Regions from separate parts of the Mus musculus genome. Here regions 1 and 2 are each linked to region 3. A link is a loop called in an ENCODE intact Hi-C map of the cell type or tissue named here. Cell type or tissue: heart. All regions are shown on one strand.

The links. Hi-C counts contacts between places; a loop is a spot of excess contacts. Peaks named below come from ENCODE experiments on the same cell type or tissue, not always from the same donor. Only the 100,000 strongest peaks of a DNase experiment are listed, where the experiment ranks them.
Region 1: a loop joins it to region 3, with 6 times the contacts of the local background. A loop is called at or near these places in 28 of 42 quality-filtered maps.
Region 2: it touches region 3 in a loop (4-fold over the local background); 8 of 42 quality-filtered maps call a loop at or near these places.

Annotation. Positions count from the first base shown.
Region 1 is chr16:34,901,196-34,903,695 of GRCm38, forward strand. All of the region lies in intron 11 of Mylk (myosin, light polypeptide kinase), which reads left to right. Among named protein-coding and RNA genes, the nearest start is that of 1700119H24Rik, 37 kb to the right of the region's middle. In heart, a CTCF peak has its summit at 1,240 (motif pointing right); DNase peaks (open chromatin) are centred at 886, 1,266 and 1,766; H3K27ac peaks cover 1,169 bases; H3K27me3 peaks cover 1,620 bases.
Region 2 is chr16:34,665,879-34,668,378 of GRCm38, forward strand. Ropn1 (ropporin, rhophilin associated protein 1) reads left to right here. Exons shown (of 6, transcript NM_030744.2): 2 at 806-933. The coding sequence starts at 818. Among named protein-coding and RNA genes, the nearest start is that of Ropn1, 16 kb to the left of the region's middle. In heart, a CTCF peak has its summit at 1,308 (motif pointing right); a DNase peak (open chromatin) is centred at 1,303; H3K4me3 peaks cover 661 bases; H3K27ac peaks cover 648 bases; H3K27me3 peaks cover 1,068 bases.
Region 3 is chr16:34,966,599-34,969,098 of GRCm38, forward strand. All of the region lies in intron 22 of Mylk (myosin, light polypeptide kinase), which reads left to right. Among named protein-coding and RNA genes, the nearest start is that of E130310I04Rik, 8.9 kb to the left of the region's middle. In heart, a CTCF peak has its summit at 1,104 (motif pointing left); DNase peaks (open chromatin) are centred at 213 and 993; H3K27ac peaks cover 1,032 bases; H3K27me3 peaks cover 786 bases.

The sequences.
Region 1 (2,500 bases), 65 kb before region 3:
CGAATGATATAGGCTGGGCCTCCTTACCCAGTCTTGTGTGGACAGCTTCCTCTGATAGTCAGCTAATCCGCTGTCTGCCTCCAACTGTTTGTGTTTAAGTTGGATTAGAGGCTCAGCTAACAGTCTCTCTGTGTCTCTCTGTTTCTCTCTCTCTCTCTTTCTCTTTCTCTCTCTCTCTCTCTCTCTCTCTCTCTCTCTCTCTCTCTCTCTGTGTGTGTGTGTGTGTGTGTGTGTGTGTGTGAGAGAGAGAGAGAGGGAGAGGGATAGAGACGGAGGGAGGGAGGGGAGAGAGAGGTGGGGAGAGAGGGGGAGGGAGAGAGAGAGTTAGGTAAGGGGTCTTCAGATGAAGGATAGAGAACTCTGAGGTGTTCACCTGATGCTGGGGTGTTGGGAAGGCTGGGGAGGGTTGCATGGTTGCCCATCTAAGTATGTCTTAAAGAAAAAGGAGAAAAGCTGCCACGTAGCTCCATCAGGACCCCTGGATCTGCTGTCAGCAGCCCAGTGAGTGAGTGCCCTCCTGGGTGGGGGATCTGCTGGCCTGGCCAAGCCAGACTGAGGCTCAGAACCATAAATGGAAAATAAGACAGACACAACCACTTGGGCCCAATGCAGACTTCCCTGCACAGGGCTGGCAGAGGAAGCCTGGCACAGTGACATTTCTGGCTCCCTGCCCCAAGGTGCTTTAGAGGTTCCAAGCATTATCTTGCAACCATCACCAGTGTTGGAGTTACTCTGACTTTCTTAGCAGCTGCTCTGGCTCCAGACCCCTGGGAGTTGCTAGGGGACATATTCCCACCTGCTTCATTTGCTGCTCTGTCCTGCCCTAAAGCTACCCAGGTCCCGTTCTGTCCCTCTCCGTGTGGCATGGTGGAAAGTGTGATTCCAAAGCCAGCTGCCTGACCTGAATTCCATTCACCACTTCCTAGTCCTGACACCGGGGTGTCAACTCTCCAGGCACCACCTTCCTCTGTGTGACATGGGAGCCCTGGCACATGAGGACTAAATAGACGGATGGCGCCTTGTCCACAGACCATGGAATGTTCCATATGTGCCGTGATGCTGGGTGTCCAAACTTTAAACAAGAATGTCCCAGGAAGTGGTTTTACGAAAAAATCAACCTCTTGATTATCTGTCTGATAGGTAAAGAACAGGTGGGATTGGAAGTTCAAGGTCAGCCTGGGCTACACAGCTCCAAACGTGAGAAACATGAGCAATTGATTGAGACCAACTTCAGGCCATGGGCTCCTGTGTTGCACCTCAAGACTCTGACCACAAGATGTCGCAGTGCGGCAATGCATTACCTTCCACTTGCCGGGTTTTTCCCCCTGTGAGGAGCTGATTCTGCAGCTGCCATGCCCCCTCCACACACACACACACACACACACACACACACACACACACACACACACACACACACCACCCCCTCGTTCTTTCGAGACTTGAGCGCAAATTCTATGCTGAACGTGGACCACTCTGCTTGTCTCTGTAGTTGTACTCTGAAAGCCTACCTAGCTCCCACAAACGATGCCACTTTCTTCCAGAAGCCTTCCCTATTCACCTCAGAATAAACCCTGTTAACACTCTGCGTCCCTTGTTGCACTGACTTACTTTTTGCTAAGTACCTGCATTCATCTGGTCTGGGGACACTGTAAGACACAGGTCAGACAAAGGCCCCACCCTTACCATCCCTCCTTCTGATGGCGACGGAGCTAGCTTAACGACACATGCCAATTCATGCTCTTGAGGAAATGAATAGAGGTCAGTGCTTGCTTGCCATCCTTATACCCCTGTGCTGGATGATGTTCTAGGCAGGCGACAGGCAGCACAGCCAGTGCTCAGACCCTGGGGTGGGAGCAGCACCAGCCTACTCGAGATGCCCACGGTGGCTGGAGCCAGGTGAACAATGGCAGGACATTGCTGGAGGGAGTTGTGCCCTGCAGGCCCTCGTGGGTTCAGGAATTAACTGATTGCTTGTTTAAGCATCTGCAGTCTTCCTGTAGGGAGACCCGTTGTCCTCCTGTTGTTGTATTTAGCACAGGGCCTGTCCTGTGAGCCCTTGTGAGCAGGTGAGCAGTGACAGAGAGCAATGAGGTGGACAAGTCTTCCCTACATGCAGGGAGGCATTACCTCAACTTCCCCAGTCCTCAAAGATCTCAGTGCTCTCTTATGGTTTTAAGAGACCTGCGAATTAGCTCTCAACAGCCCCTCATCAAATATACCTGTTTCCCCATCACTAACCAGGCAACATAGCCTTCCCTCCCCATCCAAATGGATGAATCTAAGTTCCTGCAGTGTTCTGGAAGATCTAAAAACAGTTAATAACTCTGTATTATCAGGTCTGAGTCCTGGGCAGGGAACTTCCTTGGGCTAGGATATTTTCAAATTACACCCCCACACATATACACACAGTATCTGTGTCAAGGCTAAATTCTCTTTTTTTGACGGGGGTGGGGGTGGGGGCTTGGTTTTTTGAGACAGGGTTTTTCTGTGTAGCCCTGGC
Region 2 (2,500 bases), 300 kb before region 3:
GGGGGCTTTTTGTAAACTCCATTTCTCCTTTTTACATATATAGTGGTTACTTTTATGACTTTTATAATCTTTTATATTCGTGAAAAATGTTAGTAAAATGTAGACATAGTTGGCTCTTTAAGAAGTCTAAAATTAAACACGATCCCCTTCTTCCAAATAAACAAACAAACAACTAAAGAGGAGTGGAAATGCCACCTCTTAAGACCACAGTCTTTTCTTCTCAGGGTTTTCCAACTAGGCATTGTTGGTGTAGACCTAAACTTACAGCTGACCTGTGGCTTCTTGGGGCTGTTTCTCTCCCCACCCCACCCTGCCCCACCCCACCCCCCAAAATCTATGGAGACAGCTCTCAGTGCGCATCACTACACACAGGCTATTGTTTCCGGTTTGAGTTCTCACACAAAAGATGTTAGCCTTTGCGCCCACACCAAACATAGTGGCAGCCAGAAAGGGAAAAGGAGTTTTTAGTCTGGTCTTTTGCTTTCTCTCCCCTCCTTGCACTGCCATTCATATCCAGCATTTGAGTTCTTTCCAATCACATTAGCCTCCGGGTCAGCTCAGATTCTTCGGGTTCCCTATTCTGCCTGCGTTCTGTGTCACTTGTATCGTGGGGACCACCCACCAGAGAAACCCGCTGCTCAGACGTGGGTTTAAGCCAATAGAAAGACTTCTAGACTAGCAGAAACTCCAAAACGAGTGTTAATGTAGGGTCTAGAGGATCTCTTATTCTAAACAGCTTTCTTACGTTTCATGATTGCTTAGGACTCAAATAAAATCCTCGCGTTCTGTTTGGTCCTGTTTGTAGGTCAAGCGATCAATGCCTCAGACAGACAAGCAAGTATGCATCCCACCGGAGCTGCCGGAATTGCTGAAGCAGTTTACCAAAGATGCCATTCGGACCCAGCCTCCTGATCTCATACAGTGGGCAGCCGAGTAAGTTGTTTCTCTCGGATGGCAGATATTAAGAAAGGGTTTGTGGGAAACCGAGGAGGTTGGCAAGCCTGCAGTCAGGCAGTGCAGGCAGGTTAGTAGAAACTGGGTCTTTAAAATCCACACACAAATGTATCCACACACAGAGCCCTTCCCTAAACTAGCCAGATTGAGTAGTAACATGAGAACAGTAGGCCAAGTGTCCTGGGGCAAATAGAATCAGTTAGCTTACCATGTCAGCTAGCACATGCCCGCCTAACCCATCCCTGCATCCCATCTGCTTTCCTGGTTGGAAGGAGTTTAGGAATCTGGCTGGCACCTCCGCTCGCCTTTCCCCGGTTTACACCTGCAGCTTGTTTTCCTTCTTACCGCTAGATGGCAGCAGTGCACCTAGTGGAGCGGTGCGCGATCCCGCGGGGAGGAGGAGGAGGAGGTGGGATCTCTACAAGCTGGTTTCCTCTGATTAATGAAACACCTTCTTTCATGGCTGTGGAAACACATACTTGGGCAAGACTAAAGACACTTTGAACCCAGTCTTTGGGGAGAAAATTCTTTTTTAATTGATTTTTTTAAAAAATTGATCTTTCCCGTCTGCATGAAGATGTCCAAGGTCACATGGCTTTCTGGGAACGGTTGTAGAGCTGAAGAGGTCAAGTCGCTCTATGGTGTGCGTGTAGCACATAGCACACTGGCTCCTTGAAGAGCCCCTAGAGGCTGCTCGGTGGGTGAGCTTGCACAACAGGGGCGGACTTCACCGCAGCGGCTTTGCATAGAAAGCCTCTCAACTATGAAATTGTTTCTTAGACACACGTGCCTGCTGGAAAGTGGACAGCCTGGCTTGGTGCAGGGGGTTGGGAGCTAACAAGACCGTACTCTGGGGCCTTTTCTAGATGTTTTTATTGCTGGATGATTACTTCCTTAGAGGTGTCTCTGTGAGAAGATACCTCAGACTGTAGAGGGAGGGGCTAAGGAAAGAGAACCTCCAGCAGGTGGTGAAGACATCTAGGCTGAGCCAGAAGGAAGCTTTTTAGAATGGAAGGAAAGTAATGCAGTCTAAATGGAGTTGCTTTGCCTAGTCATGAATCCTGTGTCGTTTTCTATCTTGAATTGTATGCATTACCTCTAAGATTGGACTTTAACGTCAGAAGGCTAATTTCTTTTGGCATAGTCGGACAGATTTTGTTTTATGCCATATGATTGCTTCAAACCGCATTTTAACGTCCTTGTGCTTCTGCATTATCGCAAGAAAAGTGACATTTCTCGATATTGTCCCTGACATTCATGGAGGGAAACTTTTCCACCATGGTAACCTGCTGGCTCCGTATTGTATGATGTGCTATAAATTTTTTAGACATCCGTGCAAGATCAGTTTGTACTTCAAGTGCAGTGAGAAAGAGCATGACTTAAGAACATTCTCCATCCAGTTTAGACATCAAAGGCACTTACCGGATCGCTTTCTGTGGCTTACAATCTTGTGTTCTAGCAGATGGAACAGCACCGAGTATCTCCAAGATAAAATAGGTATTTAGTTCATAACATGCAAGAATTTCCTCGACAAAGAAGAAGCCAG
Region 3 (2,500 bases):
CACCCAGGACTGTAGAGAATGGCATGCTGATGGGCAGTGGCCTGGCCCTTGAGCTCCACAGCAGGCTGCCTTGTGTAGCCTCCAGAACCCTCCCACTGCTGCAGACAAACAAATGGAGGGATTGCCTGAAATCCAGAGGAAGGGTCCGGGCCACCCAGGGCTTCCCGACAGGAAGCTACTCCTACTCCAGGCCTAGTTGTCTTATCCAAGAGGGGGGAGGAGGGGAAGAACTGTTTACACAAGCTAGGCCTGAGCACAGAGGACAGGGAGAAAAGGGAAGAGGAGAGAGGTGTGGGGATGTCCCAAGCCAAAGTCGTCTGTGGACTTCAAAGGACTTCTGTGGACTCCTTGGGTACTGTGAGTTCCAAGCAAGTGTAGCTCTCTACTTGAGGGGGGAGTGGCTCTTTTGGAGGTGTGGTGGGGAATGCGTGTGTGAGTGTTGGTGGATTAATGGGAGAAGCAGCAGTCATCGAGGTCACTTCAGTGGCGTGACGTGGCGTGACTCTTATGAAAATCGGTGCCAATCAACCCTCAGTCCACAAGCACCGTGCACTGGGTTGGCTCTTTCCATCCTAACACCAGTCTTGTCCTGGCAGCTTCAGTTTTCACCTCATCTTGATCCTCCGTTCCATCTATTTTCAACCCATTCACCCACAGGTGTCCTGTATCCCTCCAGTATTGCTGGGGCTGCCCCACACACTGAGGATACAGCGGGAGACTGAAAATGGGGGCTTACCATCAGCCCCAAGGCTTGCCTATTCCAGAGCCATCTTTCAGATCCGGAACCTGACAGCATTTTGCCCAATCTCACTAGGCCTAAGTGAACAGAGCCCCCCACCTTGATGCCCATTTCAGCCACGTTTTAGATGCCGCTCCCGGCTGATCCTGCTGACTCTGAAGTTCCCCCCACCCCCATCCTTGTCCCTACTCCTAATTTGTCCTAGGCTATAGAGTTATTAGCAAAACAGCTGTGACTGAGGCTTCTTGCCAGTCAGCTCCTTGTATCCAAGAGCAGTTGGAACTCCATAGCTAGGCTGTGTCTCTGCAGGGCTCCCAGAAGCTGTATCCAGAGCCACACTGCCCTCCAGTGCTCACTAAGCGCACAGCCGTACAGAAAGGAATAGCGCTCCTCTGTCTGGGAGAGTTGCTGGGGCCTGCTTTGTGAGGGCCCAGAGTTTTCCTCTCCAAATACCACCCCAGGGTGATGAGGCTCATTTGTTTACGGGAGCACCTCTTTCAAATAGCTCTTGGGTTTATGGTTCATTCTAAATAGATTTTTAAGAAATTGTGTGTATGAGTGTTTTTGCCTGCATGTATGTCTGTATACCACATGCATGCCTTCTGAGGAGGTCAGAAGAGGGCGTCAGATACCCTGGAACTGGAGTCACAGACCATCGTTAGCTGGGAATCTAACCCCCAGTGCTCTTAATCTCTGAGCCATGTCCCCAACACACTAAATAGATTTTTTTTTTAAAAGTTTTTTTAGTTGAAGTCCTTTCTTTCATAATTGTCATCTCCTTCTTTCATGGAAAGAGGGACACCAAGGGTTCATCTGTGAGATGGCTGCTACCTTTTGTGGTCCAGGAGCTCAGCTCACTGAGGCGTGATTTCTCTCAACTCTTCCCCTGCCTGCCACTTTTGTTCATCTTGCCCCACAACTAGAAAGGAGGCAGACTCCAGCATCCCAGGATCTCAGTCCTTCCAAAGGAAGGCAGGCAGGCATGGCGCTCACATGGGCAAGCATGGCGCTCACATGGGCGGGCAGGCCAGGAACCCAGCTGTGACTGGAGGCAGGGTAATGGGAAGAGGCCAAACCCAGAACTAAGTCCCTCTTCAAGGCTAGCTGAGAAAAGCCCTGTGCTCAGTGGCTGGCAAGGCCCCCTAATGGCTTGTAGCATTGTGTCACTCTGTCACAAGCAGAGCACAAACCACTTTTCTACACACCAGACGGAGAAAGCCTGCATTGGCTTTCTTACACTGCTGCTCAGAACACCGTTTCCATGCCAGCCGGAAGTAGCAGGGGACAAAGAAAACAAAGCGACTCTCCGTACCTTGTCCAACTCCATCCTAGCCTTCTAGCTGCCCACAGCTGGTGTCCTGGGAACAGACACCCAAAGCTCTACCAGTCATCCTTGGGTCATCCTTGCCATTGCTGGGGTATCCCGCACCACTCAGTGCCAGCCATATGGATCTCAAAGCATGGTAGTTAGCTCCTCCTGGCCCCTACGCTGTCCCCGGCCCCCTACGCCATCCCCGGCCATCTGCCTTTCCCGTTTTGCTTTCCCATGGCTGTTCTCCATGTCGCTCTTCCAAGGCATCTTGTGTTTAGTTTTCTAAAGCTAAACTTTGTCAGTCGCATCTGAAGAACTCTAAACAGATCACAGCTTCTGGTTTTATGCTTATAAACTCTTAGAACCCCCTTTTTACCTGCTTTGGCAAGAGGTACTTACCTATATGGGCTTGGGTTAGTTTTCCTCTGGTTGTCTGTTTAGGTTCCAGC